2 separate regions of the Homo sapiens genome follow, and region 2 is linked to region 1. A link is a loop called in an ENCODE intact Hi-C map of the cell type or tissue named here. Cell type or tissue: heart left ventricle. All regions are shown on one strand. Each heading gives the region's core, and the rest is flanking DNA. Links, peaks and the distances in the headings are about the cores only. Region 1 overlaps MPRIP (myosin phosphatase Rho interacting protein). Region 2 overlaps MPRIP (myosin phosphatase Rho interacting protein).

Region 1 (8,323 bases), core at 150-8,149:
CTCACTGGTGGTGGTGTGAGAGACGCTGTCTCTGATTATCCGACGTCCTGTAATGAGATACTTTTCAGTGAGGGCTGTTCCCTGGAAACAGTGTGACTCCAGGACTATGGGAAGGGGGTCTGATTTGGGCCCTAATTCCAGCTCAGCCATTACCAGCCTGGTGGCCTAGGCAGGGCCTTCCTTTCAAGGATTTGATCTTTATAATAGTTTTGATCTTTATTTAGGGTTAGGATTAGGTTAAGGTTTTGATCTTTAAAATAGTTTTTCCTACCCCATATAGGACATCTGCCACTCAAAGGGAGGCATGTTAAAGAAACCTTTTATTGTGGCAAGCCGTAAGACAAAAAAACATGTGCATCCCAGGTTCAGCTTGATGAAGTTTCACAGATTAAGCACACCTGTGTAGCCAGTACCATGATCAGGATCTTCCTGAGTCCCTCAGTGGCTTTGAGGGATCTCAGAGCACGGCATCTCCAGGTGGGTGTGGGAGCTTGTCCAGGGCGAAGTGTCTGCAGTGTTGCAGTGAGGCACGGGGTGGCCTCACCACCATGTCTTTCTCAGCCCTGCCGGCGTCCAACACAGCAGAGGTGCTCAGTACCCCGTTTTCTACTGAGTGACTGAATGGGTGAAAGGCAACTGGATTCCTACACTCTTGGTCTTTTCCAGGGAGTCTGTGTCTTGGTGTTTCTGCTGCTTCACTCTTTGTGGTCGACTTGTAGAAGCCCCTCTGCCCAGAGGACTTGATCCTGGGCAGGCAGCAGCAGGAACACACCATGCCTGGCGTGGGCAGAACCTGTGATCTTGAAAGAGTTGAGCCTCCACCACTTCAGAGAGAGGGCAGCAAGAGCGCTCTGGAGCCTGCCCTCCACAGAGCTTGGTGCTTTGAGACCTGGACAGTGCCCACCAGACAGAATCCACATAGTGTTTCCTCTCCTCCTTCCAGAACCGGATCTTCCTGAGTCCCTCAGTGGCTTTGACTGGTGAAGGCTGGCCAGGCCTGCTGGAGAGATCCGGGATGCAGAGCTGTTTAGTCTGGGAGGCAGGTCAGTCTCAGAGGATGGGTGGGTCAGGGCTGAACACAAGGAAAAAAGACGCCACACATGGAAGGAAATCACCACTATGCCATCATAACTGACCAACTACATTTTCCCAACCTTGGAAGGACAAGGTAGGAGTGGCAGGCTAGAAGGATAGGTCTTCAAACATCACTGTTGATGCAAAGCTCCCATAACAAGTTGGATTTCTGAGAAGCAGATTGGGAATTCCCAGTGGGAGAGAGGCAGATGAGAGCATCCAAGATAACGACTTCTTTCCCAGATGCTGGCCTTCCTGGAATGCTGGCAGAGGATCTCAGTTCTTAATAATTATTTTATTGGGTGGGGAAGTCTTTGGAAGCAGAAAATAAGCCAAAGAGGAACTTAATGTCATACCCCTTTCTCAAGGAAAGTTTTATCTACAACACATTTGGTCTATTCTTAGCTTCTGCTCCTGTCCTTTGGAAACGTAGCCTGGAGGGTGTCGGGATTTAATGGGCTCTAGCCCCCTGCCCCTCCCTTTAGAGTGAGGGGGTGGATTGGTGTTTGTGGGTTTTCTCTGTGAATCAGTTCTGAGAACACCAGAGAGCTTCTTTCAGGGTTCTGGACTTACTGCCAGGAGGCCCAATTCCTCCCAGTGACAAAGTCACTGAAGACAAGAGTCTTCAGGAAGGAGCCTCAGAGCCTGGGCAGGGCGGGGACTTCAAGGCTGCTGCCAGGTTTGGGTAGATGTGGGGAGCAGGAGCCAGACAGAGGCTGGGTGCTATTCAGGTTGCTCCGGCATCTGGCATTTGGGCACAAGACCTGTCCTTAGAAGGCTTGGGGCTGGCAGGTGCCTTGTGAGCCTGACACTGTTGGTGCAGGGAGACACCTGCATCATCTCACGCAGCAGCTTCCTCTGGAGTTCAGTGTCCTGGGGCGCAACAGGGAGGGCTGTGGCCTGGCCTGTATTCAGGTGGATTTGGCACACAGGCCCAGGCTGGTCCTGCACATCCCCTGCTAGAGAGCAATCCCTACCCTCCTTTGTCCCCTTCGTGTCTGAGACTCTGATGGCGGGGGAAACCCAGAGATTCCTGTTGTGCATTGAGCTCGTTCTTGAGTTCCCATCTCTCTAGCTGGTTTGGAATCTTAAGTTTCTCCCCAGCAGGTGATTTGAAGTCCTTTGGGCTTCCAGCTTGCATGGGTTCCTCTGTGCCTGCCTGCTGCCCTCTGTGTCTGTAAGTGGTTGGCAGGAAGGTGCATGTGTGAGAACCTATGGTATGCCCGCTTAGGGCCAGGGCTGCAGAGGTTGCTCGCTGCTCAGGGGCCTGCCCGGAGCCCTGGCCACATGTCCCGCCTCACATACCTGCAAGGGCCATTTCCCTGTAGATAGAGCAGTTGCCTGACACAGCCACCACCTCTCCCTTTTTCCCAGGCCTGCTGGAGAAGGATGGCCCTCCCTCCTGCCTTGTCCCTCAGGCTGCCTGAGGGTTTCGTTTTCTTGTGGCTGGCATGGCCTTTCAGGGTACTGTCCCCAAGCACTTTATGAATCATAATCGCAGCTCCAGCATGTCCATTCACCCCCACTGCCAGCAGGCTCTTTACAGCTGCATTTTGTCTCCACACTCTTCTGTCTTTCTTTGCTTTCATCAGGCCCTCTTTGGCCCAGCAAAAAGCTGTAAGTGACTTAATACAGCTGGGTGGCCAGCCTGGGACAGACAGCCATCGGAGCCAAGCCTCTGGCATCAAATATAGATCAAGGTCTCCCTTTGAGGCAGTGGTTCCCAGCCTTGGCTGAACATTAGAATCACTAGAGAAGCTTTTAAGAATTCCTATGCCTCAGCCCTACATCTGAGAATTTAAATCTGAGTCTCTCTCTGGGCATAGAACCTCTATTTTGAAATCTTCCCAGGTGATTACATTATTCAGCAAAAGTTTGGAACCATTGCTTTAAGCTCTAAAACCTTCCATTTTAAGCCAGCTGGCCTTTGTCTCTAGCCTCTAGAGAGGTCTGGGCCCCCTGAAGCTGCTTCTCCCTGCTGTAGATCCCTCAGGGGTGACCGGGAGGGTGCTGGGGGTGGGGCCGGGTGAATGTTATGGGCCTCACAGCTGCATTGCTTTCAGTCTCACTGCAGCAAACAGCAGCTTGTTTTCTCTAGATCTGCCTGGCAGGCCTTTGGGCAGAAAAGGCAGTTACACCATGTGGCATGGCAGCGCCCTCTCCCTCTCAGGCTCAGGCAGACTTGGAGACCAGGCAAGCTGGGACACAGGAAGCTCCATCTGAAGCCACCAGTGGCAGCACTCCGCCCACCTGTATGCTAGCACTGCCTCTTCTCCAGTGCAACTTCTCCCGCCGGCTGTGGTGCGCAGATTTCTGAAAGCGCTCAAACAGGCTGAAGGGCCCTTAGCCCCCTTCTCTCCCTTTCCTTCTGTGTCCTCTCCTTACCCTCGCCACTTTGTTCCCCTCCCTTCTTATCCAAACATGCCTTGGAAAGGTCTCAAAAACTCATGCTGAAGGTATAAAATATTCAATCAGTATCCGTTCTGCCCACTGCTGAGCTCGTGGGTATATGGGGCACCGTTGCAGGTTCTTCTCTGAGAATTCACCAGAGGGACTTCCAGACAGTGGTGTAAAAGGGAGTGTGCACTTTTGCAGTAGAGTGGAGTCTGCAAGCCAAGAGGCCAGAGGAGCCATACATAGGCTCTGTGTGCAAGGGAAAGCAGTTCTCTCACACGAGTACTGACACTTTTGAGACCACAATGCCTGTGTACTGGGATTCAACAGTTAAGTAAATGGACGGCAGGTGGCAGGAGCCACTGTTGCACACAGTGACAAGGAACAGGCAGGCAAGGGAAGGAGGCTAGACTGATCCACGGAGGTGCTAGTGTGTTTAGTTGATAGAGACTTTAATAAAGATACATAAGGATACAGAGAGAAGTGTTTATAGATATGTGGTATGCCCAGGTTATATACACCTCTATTTCCTTGTTCCATTAGCGGAGAGGGCCTAGAAGCTGTGAGACCCGCGAAACAATGAGCACACCTGCCATCCAGATCTTGATTTTTAATGGCACTTTCCAATAAAAGTAAACCAGGGCTTCTGGAGGAAATGATCAATTCTAGGGCTGGGGCGGGAAATATACCCTAAAGGTACATGAAGCACCTTGCAATGCCAGGAAGTGCTTTGAGGCTGCACAGGTGCACATGCGGATGGGGGTGTGTCAGGGGGACATGGGAGCCGGCTGAAAAGCTCCCAGTGTCCAAAGCTGGAACACTTTGAGCAACAAAATAAATACTGTAATGTTGGATTATGGTGTAGTGTGGATGTTTGTCCCCTCCAAACCTCACGTTGAAATGTGTTCCCCAGTGTTGGAGGTGGGGCCTAGTTGGGAGGCGTTTGGGTCATGAGGGCAGATCCCTCATGAGTAGATCAGTGCCCTGCCCTGGGCGGGGCAGCAAGTGGGTTCTTGCTCTGTTAGTTTCCTGGAGACCTTGTTGTTAAAAAGTGCCTGGCAGCTTCCTTCTCACTCCCGCCCTCCTCTCTGACCATGTGATCTCTGCACACACCAGCGCCCATTTGCCTTCCACCCTGAGTAGAGCAGCACAAGGCCCTCCCCAGATGAGATCCCCAATCTTGAACTTTCCAGCCATCCAGAATTGTGAGCCAAATAACCCTCTTTTTCTTTATAGATGACCCAGCTTCAGGTATTCCCTTATAGCGGCACAAAACAGACTAAGACAAGATATAAAATCCACAAGTCCGTATTGGCATAAGGAAATCATTTAGTAAAGAAATAAATAAATGGGAGAGAAGAAACAAAATGTCCTGTGCAGAATTCCAGGTTATTTATGCAGCTACTCCTTACTTAAGGAGATGGCCATAGCTCCCCACTCCGTGTTGAGTGGTGACTTCCTTCCAGAGAGCACAGGGGTGGGGAGCAGCTCTGCAGCAGAGAAACTGACAGGCACGACCCCAGCCAGGCACTTAAGGTCATCATCAACAGTGATCAGTCGTGAAGCCTTGGAAGGATGGGAAGAGAAGGGGTATCACCTCTATGGTTGTCCTCCCTTAAACACATAACCACAGTCTAGTCGTGAGAACAACGTCAGACAAACCCAAATTGAGGTGCAGTCTACAACACACCTGATCAGCACTCCTCAAAACCATCAAGGTCACCCAAAACACAGAAGGTCTGAGAAACTGTTGCAGCCAAAAGGAGCCTCAGGGGACAGGACACTTAATGTGATGTGGGGTCCTGAGTGGGATCTTGGAGCAGGAGAACAGTAGATGCAAGCTGAGGCCACCTGAATCAAGTTGTGCTGAATGAGGTGTGAGCTTTAGTTAATAACAGGTCAGTATTGGTTTATTCATTGTAGCAAATGCACTGCACTGATGTATTAATAACAGGGTAAACTGGGTGAGAGGTGTAGGAGAACTCTTCACACACTCTTGTCTTCTTTTCTGTAAATGTGAATCTATTCTGAAATTAAAAGGTTATTTTAAAAGTTTAAAAAAAAAAACCAAAAAAAAAAGAAAAAACCTCTAGGCACAGTGTCGTGGGAGAGCCCTGTTTCACAAGGGGTAGTCCCAAAAAAAAAAAAAAAAAAAAAAAAAAGTACCATAGAGACTCGAAGAGAGAGGAAGCCACTGTAGGCCAGGCTGCTAAGAAGGACCTGGAAAGCAGGTGCCAGTGGCCTTGCCCTTGAAGGACAGGGAAGACCAGCACCCTGGCCATGAAGGCCCCAGCAGGTGTCCTGAGGCAGGACCAGGGCCCCAGGTCATGAGAGGAAAGCTAGGAAGTGGGGGCTCAGCAGGGAGCCTCACCAGGGGCTTTTTCCCATCTCCCCTGCAGCCTGGGCACCTGCCTGCTGGCCTGTGTGTCCAGGGGGGTCTCTGTTTTCTGCTTCTGCTGAGGAGGGAGACCTGGCAACGGGTGGCCCCTGAGAGACCATGCTGGGGAACAGCTGTGGAGAGTGAAGCCAGCGTCCCTCTTGGGACCGCATGTTCTGTTGTAGGACTTGTTCAGACTCTTCTGCCTGTTAAACCGAGGCAGCAGGACCAAGTGGGAACTGCGGACTGACTCAGCTGTTACGGGCGGTACCAACAGCAGGCAGTCTCCTACCTTCCTGAGTGTGATGTCTGGTCAGACCTGTGCCCAGTCTCCCTCAAGCGGGCCGCCTTCCCCAGCACTGCCCACTCACTCTCTGTTCCCAGGAGGCCTTTCCCACCATATCTGCTGGCTTCTCACCGAGGCCCTTCCCCACATGCTACCCACCCTGGCATTTGTTTAGCTTGCCCGACTGCTTGGAAGGGCAACCGTCCAGGCCAGGTTTCATCAGTTCTGTTCATTGTCGCATGACAGTCGTCGGCACCCCACAGAGCAGGTGTTGGGTAAATATTAATATTTACGAGGTGTGCGGGTGCTGTGGGCAGCGTGGTCCACCTTGGGCATGCTGCTGCGCTTTTCCAACTGGTGTCCCTGTGTATGCGATGGCAGTGATACACCTCATACTTGCGGGACAGAACATGCCTGTGTGAAAGGCCTGGGTAACGGCGCTTTCTTATCTCCAGCTGAGCTCTGTCTCTGCCCTCCCACTCCTTGGGCCTAGCTCTCTCTGTCGGGATCTCCCAGGACAAGTCTCGAGCCTTGTGCCTGGGGCCACCTTTAAGACATCTGAATCCTCCAAACCCGGCCTCCTTGCCCCTGCATCCCACAAGTGCCCATCTCACAGCAGCTATGTATGCCCTCTCTTCCCCCCGTATCATGAAGTCTGTGGCAGGCACCATGTCTTCCTCATCACTGTGACCCCAAGCCTGATGTCCAGTAGATGCCATGGAGTTAAAGGATTTGGGGGATGGTGGCCCTGCCCCGCAGCCCCAGCCCCTCCCCAGCTGCCCCTGTCCTCTGTACGTGGAACAGTCCTGGCTCCTGCCGTCTGCTCCTGCAGGGCTCACTCAGGACCGTCATCTGCATGGTTCATCGCTCCCATGAACTGAGTTCCACTTACTCCCAGCCTCCTCCCCTCTGCCCCTTTAAGGGGAGCCCAGCTCTGCGGGAGGAGGACAGCCTCCTGAGGACAGGGCTGCAACTGGGCTGTGGGTTGGTGCCACTGGACAAAGGTGTTTCAGCGCAGCCGGTGGCGTTGAGGGGGAGGGAGGGAGGATGAGGCGGCCCTCAGGCTGTGCCTGTACTGCGTTCCATCCCCACTGAGTAGCACGCGGGCCTTGGGAGAGGCTAGGCATTTCTGCTGGTGACACAGCCAACTCACTCTGTCCTTTCTCCCTGGCCACAGGAGGCCAGTGAGGCATCCTCAGCCCTGGGCTGTTTCCCAGCGGTCCTCCGAGCTCAGACAGCTGGGATGGAACTTGGGGTCTCACTAGCTCCCATGAGCTTTGGGAGCTGTCCACTTGGGGACTCCCCAGGGTTGGGGCTGGAACTGTTTCATGCCCTGGGGGGTGGCAACTTGAGGCTGCCCTTGCAGACGGCTCCTGGCCCTGCCCTGCAGTCTCTTCTTCCACTGATTGGTATCCCTGCCTGCCCTCCCCAGCTGAGTCCATCACTAGTGGTATAGCTCTCAAGGGTCTGTTTTCTATGAAGACAGGGACAGAAATGCCAGAGAAAGGTAGCTGGGGTATAGGTCAGGTACAGAATTTTTGAAAAGAAATTTGCCAGTAGCTGTTCTCACCCTGGCAACCACCATTCTACTCTCTATGAATTTGAGTACTTTGGGTGCTTCACATAAGTGGAATCATACAGTATCTATCCTTTTGTGACTGGCTTATTGCACTTAGCATAGTGTTTTCAAGATTCATCCATAGTATAGCACATACCAGAATTTCTTTCCTTTTTATGGCTGAATTATATGGCAGTGTATATACATACTACATTTTGTTTATTCATCTATCTATTGGTGGACACTGGAGCTGCTTCCATCTGTTGGCTATTGTGAATAATGCTGCCATGGTACGTGGGTGTACAAATATCTGTTCGAGTCCCTGTGTTCAGTTCCTCTGGGTATATACCTACAAGTGGAATTGCTGGATGAAACAGCAAATCTATAAAGTCCAGTTTAATTTTTTGAAGAAGCTCCATACTGCTTTCCAGAGTGGCTGCACCACGGTTCCAGTTACTCCATGACCTCACCAACACTGACAGTTTTCTGTTTTTTAACTTACCTCTACCCTAGTGAATGTGAACTAGCATCTCATTGTGGCTGATGTGATTTGCATTTTCTTTTCTTTTCTTTTCTTTTTTTTTTTTTTTTTTTACTTAAGAGACAGGGTCTCACTCTGTTGCCCAGACTGGAG
Region 2 (8,323 bases), core at 43-8,042, 53 kb before region 1:
TGAAAGAGGAATTCAGAATCAGGAAATAGCTTTGTCCTTGATCTCTGTAGGTTCTGAGGCACTGGATTTAACAGACCCACAAGCAACCGTGGCGCACTTTCCACACAAGGTTTCTGACCTCCTCGTGGTCCTTCCCATAGATAAAGGGGCCAAGGGAAGGGGGAGCAGCTGCAGGGAGCCCCAGCTGAGCCAGAGAAAGGGGCCATGTCTCCTGGGTCTCCTGATGCCATACCCAGAGCCTCACTATCAGGACTGGGTGAGCCACTTGAGGCTCAGGAGCCTCAGGGCCGCGGGAGGGGTGGGTCAGGGCATTTGCATGGCTTCTGCTTGGGGACCTGCTCTGACCTAGAAATCTGACACAGTCCCACTTTTCATTTCAGTGCGCCCAGGCAAGGGAATTGGAATGGTGGCGAGCCCAGATTTGAGTTTCCATTCTAGCTCCATTTTCCATGCTAATGGAGCAAGTTACTTAGAGCTGAAGCATCTATGCCCCTCATCTGAAAACTGGGGGGTTATAATAATAGTACCCATGGCTTTGGGTCCTGATGAGGATGCAGGAAGATGCTTCCAAAGTCCTCAGCAACCGCAGGATCTGTGGCAAGGGCAGAGTTTGTAAATACTGGGTTATATGGTGGGTGCTTAGTAAATGGGGTCCGTTTTATCAGCAATAAACCATGTAGTATGGAGCTGTGTGTGGGACACGGATCTTGCCCTTGGGAAGCTCTCACTTAGCATGCTGGCCCATCTGCTCTTGAATGTCCACCATGGGCCAGGCCATGGGCGAGATGGGGCAGGGGCAGTGCGGGGAGCACCAGGTCCCCATCCCTCTTAGGTTACTGCAGAGAAAACAGCCCAGGGAGGGGACCTTCCACTGTGATTTTGTGGGCAAGCTGGCCCTCAAACCTGTTTCTGTCTGTCCCATGCCCATTAAACAGAAGCTCAGGCCCATGCCCATTAAACAGATGCTCAGGCTGTCTCCTCTCCCACTGAGCTGCTCTGCACCACCCTAGCAGCTTTCTTATGTCAGCCCCTTGAGGACTGGAAGGAAGTAGTCAGTTTGCCTTGTGTGTGTTTGATTTTTCAGAATGTGTAAGTACAGTAAGTCCTCACCGTCATTGATGGGCTCTTGGAAACTGCTACTGTAAGCATAACAACACACAACCAAACCAATTTTATCATAAGCTAATTGATATAAACAGGATTTAAGTTTCTACGGCATATTTCAGGTTATAAAAATTAACCAAACTTCTAAATAAAGATCCAAAGTATTTCTAATATTAAACATGGAAATACATGTGAGCTATTATATACATTTCAGGAAGATGAATAAAAACAAGTAAGATCATTATCTATACAAGTTTTGGTGAGTGATGACAGTGAGTGATGACAGTCATGGTGGTAGGTTAAATCAAGGAATAAATGTCTGCAAAGTGAAAATTGTAAGGCATACCTCCTACCACCAGGAAGTTCAAAAACAAGGACAAAAGCGGTGGGCTGGCTGAGTGCTTCTTACTGCATAGTTTATTGTCATGTGTTTGTGTGATTATCGTAGACTTGATGACTTTTTAGTAGGCAGTTACCTGTATTCATTCATGCGTTTTCCAGCTTGCTTATTCCAGTTCAATGTCACCGGTAGCTGGAGCCTCTCCCAGGGCACAAAGCCTGGACAGGACGCCGTTCCATCACAGGACACACTTGCACCCACACCTGCTCAGACTGGGACCACTTAGATGTCCAGTTCACTGAATGTGCACATCTCTGAGATGTGAAAGAAAGCAGAGTACAGAGAAAACCCACGGAGTCGTGAGAGCACACAAACTCCACACAGGCAGTGGGTGCAGGAATTCTTTTTTTTTTTTCCTCAACATTGTTATAACAAATCAATGTTGAATGAAATGGCATTATTTGAGGACCTGCTGTGTAAGGACTGAACTGATTTTAAGAATTTTTAGGTCAGGTGCTGCGGCTCACACCTGTTATCCCGGAACTTTGGGAGGCCAAGGTGGGCAGATTGCTTGAGCCCAGGAGTTCGAGATCAGCCTGGGCAAGACAGGGAAACCCTGTCTCTACAAAAAAGTAAAAAACATAGCCAAGCTTGGTGGCACATGCCTGTGGTCCCAGCTACTTGGGAGGCTGAGGTAGAAGGATTGCCTGAGGCAGGAGGTGGAGGTTGCAGTGTGCTGAGATCACGCCACTGCACTCCAACCTGGGTAATAGAACGAGACCCTGTATCAAAAAAAAAAAAAAATTTCTTTTTTTTTTAGAGGGTAGGAAGTGAAGGGGCCAGGCTTCATCAGCTTAGGATTTAATGTTAGAGGCCACTTCTGTGCCCCTGTCAAGCCCAGAGAAGTCATGCAGGTCCCATGAAGGGCAGAGCAGATCCCAATTTTAGGAATTTCTTTGATGGGTGTATGAGTTGCCATGGGCAGTGTGGGAGAAGATTAAGAGAAGCCATGCTTATCCCACTCGTATCCATGGAGCAACTGCCTTGCAGTTGTCTGGGAAGGAAAATCCTTGTGCCGGGCCTGGTTGAAATGCCCAAGGAAGGTAGAGAGGATCCCAGAGCTGGGGAGCCGGGTCTAGTCCCAAATCACTGGGTGGGTGGGAGATCTGGCCAGGACGTTTCGTGGCCCCCTGGTCACCAGTGTTGAGTGGGTCCCCTCAGCTGGCAGGCAGGTCCTTCCAGCCTCTCTGTCCACCCTACCCCCAGCCTTTACAAGTCATTCACCCTTGCAGGGAAAGGCACCTCTGCTGAGGGGACCCTTCTATGAGATCTAAACAGGAGGAGTCTCTTCTTTTGAGCCTGAGAACGAGCTCTTCTAATAGGCAGATGTCACCTCGGCAGACAGCCCACTACTTCTCAATTCCACATCTCCCTTCCCGCCTGGAAACCCCGTGAGCCTGGGAGCTTAGGAGTCCTCTTCCTAGGGGGCCCGGCCAGCTAGCACCTGGCCTTCTATGGTGTGGAGGTTTTCCTATACGGAAATTGCTGAAGGGTGGCCTGCCCTGGCATTGTTTTGTGGCGCTGTTGGTGGTATTCATAGCTGACAGGAATTGCCATGTGCCAGGCCACTATTAGCTCATTTATATTTCCAGCAGTCTCAGAAGGCGGAGTTAAGAGAAGGGTAGAGAGAGGTAGTATAATATGCCTAGAGCAGCTCCTCTGGTGGCAAAGCCGGGAGGAAACCCAGCTGTGGGACTCCAGGCCTTCCCTGTCTCCACATGACTCGAGAGGACTGAGCTTGGCCTTGAGACCATCAATGTCTGGCTGTGTGTGGCCCCCTTGGCCCCTAGTGTCCAGGAGCGGGGCTGACCACCTTGGCATGTGCGGGGAAGGGTGGGGCTGACCTCATTTAGCTTTCCTGCCCTTTTTTTGCTCCTCCTTCCACCGTGCTTCTGTCCTACCTGTTTCTGAATGGGAAGGACGGCTTTTTGAGGAACAGGGTGTGACTCTTCCCTGCGAAGACGTTGCCCCAGAAATTTGTCCCCACGCATTCTCCAGCCCTCTTCCCTTTGCCATGAATGGCGTCATGTTCCAAAAATCCTGTGGCCACGGGCTGTTTGTCAAGACCAAACAGGGAAGAGGCTTTTAAAATGTCACTTTCCCCCTCCAGCTTGAATACAGTGGGGAGCAGGGGCAGGGGCCGGGGCTGGGCTTGCAGGACCTGTGTGTGGGCAGAGGGAGGCCAGGAGCCCAGTGGGAGTTGGGGGTAGTTTACAGCCAGCCAGCAGCTGTGGGCCCTGCTGTCCCCGTGCTATGATGGGGTGAACTGTGTGTGTGGTTCCTTGGTTTTGAGGGGTTTTTTTTTTGAGGTGAAATTCACGCAACATAAAATTAACCATTTTAGCATGTACAATTCCATTGCATTTAGCCTACAGTATTGTACAACTGCCACCCCTCTTCAGTTGAAAACATTTCCATTGCTCCAAAAGAACCCCCCACCTTAACTATTAAGCAGTCACCCCCGCCTTTAGTCCCCAGCAACTACAAATCTGCTTTGTGCCTCAATGGATTTACCTATTCTGGAAATTTCATCAAAACAGAATCATACCATACCATATGTGACCTTTTGTCTGTGGTGTCTTGCACTTGGCCTAATGCTTTCAAGGTTCATCCACCTTGCAGCACAGGTCAGAATTCATTCCTTGTATGGATGGTAGACAGTGGGATTGCTTCACCCTTTTGGCCGTTGTGGATAGTGCTGCTGTGAACACAGGTGTGCGGGCATTTGTCTGAACACCTCCTTTCAGCGGACCCCAGGAGAGGACTTGCTGGCCTGTGGCCATTCTGTCAGTGAGCTGTTTGGCATCAGCACCTGGAGCCACATGTCAGCCCTGCAGACTGCTGGGTGGGAGGGCTATGGGTGGGTCCCAAATAAGGCCTGCCCAGAGCCTGGGGCTCTTCACAGAGGAGTCTGGGATGGAAACTGGGTTCCTGGACCATCCCTCAAGAGTCGCACACATGAAATGCCGCCATGAGGCAGTGTCACGGGGCGGTGCAGGGGTGGCTCAGCTGCTCGGAGGTACACGCCTTCTTTCTTCCCTTTTTGTCTGACCTGAAGATCATCTGACTGCCAAGAAAGAGGCAAGTTAATCCTTAAACATTGTTGGAAGGAGGGCTGTGGGGCATGGGAGCTGAAGGCTGGAGACCCCAGGGAGACGCGGTGCCTTCCCAGTGCTAGGTGCTGGGAGCTGCTGGCAGAGGGCCCACAGAGCCCCACAGTGGTCCCCAGAGGACCTTGGGGTCAGCTAGAGGGAAAAGGCCTTTGCTACGCTGTTCATCACTGTTACCAGTTTTCAACCTTTATTTCTTTGGCAGCAAAACACCCACCCCCTTGAAATGAAACGTGGAGCTCACATATATGATGCACGAATGTTCTCATGTTGAAGGACAGGAAGAGGAATGGCATCAGCTATGAGACCACCCTGACCCCCACCCGCTGCCCCATCCTACACCCGAGGTGGCCCCTGAAGCATGACCTCCAGGGATCTTCACAGTTTGAAGAGCCGCTGATATACTCTAATACTTGCAGTAATATTTTTTAATAGAATGCAATATTGGATGTACACAAAAGGATACAAGCAGCATACATTTACAATATAAATCTAAATAATAAAAATGAATGCTCGTGAACCTGCCACCCAACTTAAGAAAGAGAACACTGACATCCATTCAAAGCATCCTTCACGCCCCTCCCCAGTGGTATCCCTTTCACAGAGGTGACCTGAGATGATTTAGGGGTGGGAGCCGAGGCCCAGATGGGTAGCTCAGGCATTGCCCTTCACACCAGTGCTGGTCGAGCTGTTCTAGGGAACACGGACAGAAGCACATTCCAGTGGAGTCCCCTGCTTTTCTGACTCCTCTCCACAGGCTCAGGGACGTTAGTCCTGTGGCACAGTAAAGGTGCTTATGTTTGTGGTCCTTCAAGCCCCTCTTTGCAAGCAGGGACCTGGGGAGAGGATTCTAGGGGCCAGGGGGAGCAGGGACCCAGGGAGGGGATCTAAGACTATGGGGAATGGGGACCCAGGGAGGAGAGCTCCAGGACTATTAGGAGTAGGGACCCCGGGAGGGGAGCTCCAGGGCCGTGGGGAATGGGGACCTGGGGAGGAGAGCTCTAGGACTGTTAGGAGTGGGGACCCGGGGAGTGGAGCTCCAGGGCCGTGGGGAGTGGGGACCCGGGGAGGAGAGCCCCAGGGGCCATGGAGAGTGGGGACCCAGGGAGGAGAGCTCCAGGGACTGTGGGGAGTGGGGACCCAGGGAGGGCTCCAGGTCCATTGAGAAACAGGTGTTGCCTCTGTCACAGCCCCTCCTCCTGGCCTCCTCACCAAGGCAGAGGTCCGCATTGTTGAGAGAAAGGTTTTCCTGTCTGCCTGTGCCTTGGAGTCTGTTTCATTTCCAGATGGACCATATGTAACACAGCCACCAGGAGCAAGTCTGGGGTTAGATGTCGCCTTTTAAGGCAGTGCTGTTGGATAGAAAGGACTCTTGAGTAGAAACCAGGAGATAGACTTAAAGGCAAGTTTGTGTTTGGGCACATGGCAACTGAGAAGTGGGATCAGCAGGGCTGCTCCCCAAGCAAAGGTGCAGAAGGGGTGGGGACGTGCTAGGGGAGTGGGTGGCTAGGTCAGCAGTTCTCAAACTTTTTGGGTTCCAGACCCCTTTATGCTCTTGATTATTGAGGCCCTCAGAACGCTTTAGTTTACCTGGGTTATGTCCATTGGTATTTCTTGTATTAGAAGTTAAAACTGAAAAAGTTTATTCATGAATTCACTTAAAAGTAACAATAAGCCTATTATGTAGTCACGTAACATATATTCTGAAAAATAACTTTTCTAAGACAAAAATTTGCTGAAAAGCCTCACATTTTTAACTCTTTGCAGAGCTCTTTACGGTCTGCCATAATGAAAGACAGCTGGGTTCTCAGAGCTTCTACAGTCTGTGGCCATAGCATGTCCTGTGTAGCCTTTGGGCAGCTCTACTGTACACTCATGAAAGAGTGAGAGAGGAGGCAAAGGATGTTTTAGTATTTTTATTAAAATGGTTTTGACTCAGGGACCCCAAAAAGGGCCTCAGGGACTCCCACCTTTGCAGACCACTGGTCGAGCTTAAGTTGGGCCATGGGCTTGAGGAGCATGCCGGCCTCTATAGGAGGGGCAGTGCAGTTCACTGTTCCAGGCTGCGCCGCTGCCTTGGGGCCTGCTCGGCTGTGGCTGTGTCAGCTTCCCACAGACGGTGTCCCCTGACTTCCATTTCTGAAGTCTGTCATTTGCCCCCTCCCAGGGAAGTCTCCCACACTCCTCCCCTTTGCTCCCTGGCATGGTGCTGAGTTCCTTTCCCTTTGCACCACCTTTCGTGTCTTCGTCTCCTTGTTGGTATTCCCAGAGGCTTTGCGAACTTTGCATCAGTGGCCTTGCAGAGGCTGGTAGACATCAGGGGCATCCCTGACCTGCCTCCATAGAGAGCAGCAGAATGTGGGGATGGGGAGTGGCCCAGTTGGGAGGTGAGCCAATTGCAGTCTGCAGGGTCCCGGGTGGGCATGGCTGTTCTGAGTTCTGGGACCAGCAGTCCTGGCATAATTAGCAGAATCCCTTTTCCTTCCCCAAGTACTCCCAATTAAGACAATAAATTACGTTGAGCACCTTACTGATGAGGCTCTGAAGTAGGTGGCTTATTGGCCCAGCTTTTCCTGGGGTGGGTGGAGGTGGTAGCCTGCACCCAGCCTTGATGTCTTTGCACAGGTAGGAAAGAGTCCTTCTGGAGGACAGCCCCCAATCTCCGCCAGCTTCCTGACCTCCTGCGCAGATGGCCAGGCTGGGTGTGTGCTGCAGGAGGGTGGTCTGTGGCTGGCTCATCTGGAAGTAAAGGCTGTAGGGCTCTTCCTTCCATGTGTGCCTCATGGGCAATGTGCTTTGGGGCCCCACCGGGTCCCTAAGCCCCCACTTGCAGCCTCCCAGGGCCGTGGCCCCAGCTGCATGGATGTGGGGCAGAACTGAGTGCTGTGCTGGTGAGGACCAGACCCCTACCCCTGGGAGCACATCTCACTTGGGAACATGCCCTTCACCTGTGTCACCCTTTACCTTCTGGAATGGCCTGCTAAACTGGGGAGGAGTGTCCCATGGGCCAGGGCCAGTGTGGAACCAGGTGGCCTTGGTGCCTGTTTTGCTTCCACTGCTTCCTGGCTCTATTTACTTGGACAGACCACTGAGTCTCTGTGTGCCTCGGTTTCCTGGGGTATAAAATGGAGGTCATGAGAGCTCATATGCCCTAAGCCCTGGGGTCAGCTCCACTGCCAGCGGGGAGGAGTGCAGACCTGCCCTCGTGCTCCCATAGCTGGGATGTATGTCCTCCCTGCAGAATGCATTCCTGGCAGCTGGTGAGCAGGTGTTCTCCCTCGGAGGCTTGGCTTCCTCCCGGGACAGGGCTCTGGGTCCTGATGATGTTGAAACACTTGCGGGGGCTGTAGCTCCATCTTTAGTATCTGCACAGTGGCTGGCTGTTTGTGGAAGCCTATATTGAGGAAGGTAGTTTGGGTCCACAACTGTGTGGCTGTAGAGCAATAGAACAGTATTCTCCAGGACTCAAGGCCCCATGGACAACTTTTAGTAGTTCTAGCACAGTTTGGTCAACACAGGACAAGCCTGTGGCCTCTTGAGGGGTCTGCAGTGGTGACCAGTGTTCGTCGGCCCTGGCAGGCTTGTTCTGAAAGAGAAGCCCCCATTCTGAGCATGGTCAGAGGTGTGTGCTGAGAACCCACTGTGGGTGAGGCAGGTGGGCACAGCTCCGCCAAGAAGCTTCCCTCCCCAAGTGCTGAGATTCAGAGCC

What was found. Peaks named below come from ENCODE experiments on the same cell type or tissue, not always from the same donor. Only the 100,000 strongest peaks of a DNase experiment are listed, where the experiment ranks them.
Region 2: it touches region 1 in a loop (1.9-fold over the local background); 30 of 110 quality-filtered maps call a loop at or near these places.

Annotation. Positions count from the first base shown.
Region 1 is chr17:17,105,622-17,113,944 of GRCh38, forward strand. All of the region lies in intron 3 of MPRIP (myosin phosphatase Rho interacting protein), which reads left to right. Among named protein-coding and RNA genes, the nearest start is that of MPRIP, 67 kb to the left of the region's middle. RefSeq lists enhancers at 2,445-2,644, 2,665-3,189. In heart left ventricle, for the core only: a CTCF peak has its summit at 3,828 (motif pointing right); a DNase peak (open chromatin) is centred at 6,050; H3K27ac peaks cover 4,620 bases.
Region 2 is chr17:17,052,817-17,061,139 of GRCh38, forward strand. The region is part of intron 1 of MPRIP (myosin phosphatase Rho interacting protein); the gene reads left to right. Among named protein-coding and RNA genes, the nearest start is that of MPRIP, 15 kb to the left of the region's middle. RefSeq lists an enhancer at 3,148-3,787. In heart left ventricle, for the core only: a CTCF peak has its summit at 3,177; no DNase peak of the experiment used is centred there; H3K4me3 peaks cover 494 bases; H3K27ac peaks cover 3,265 bases.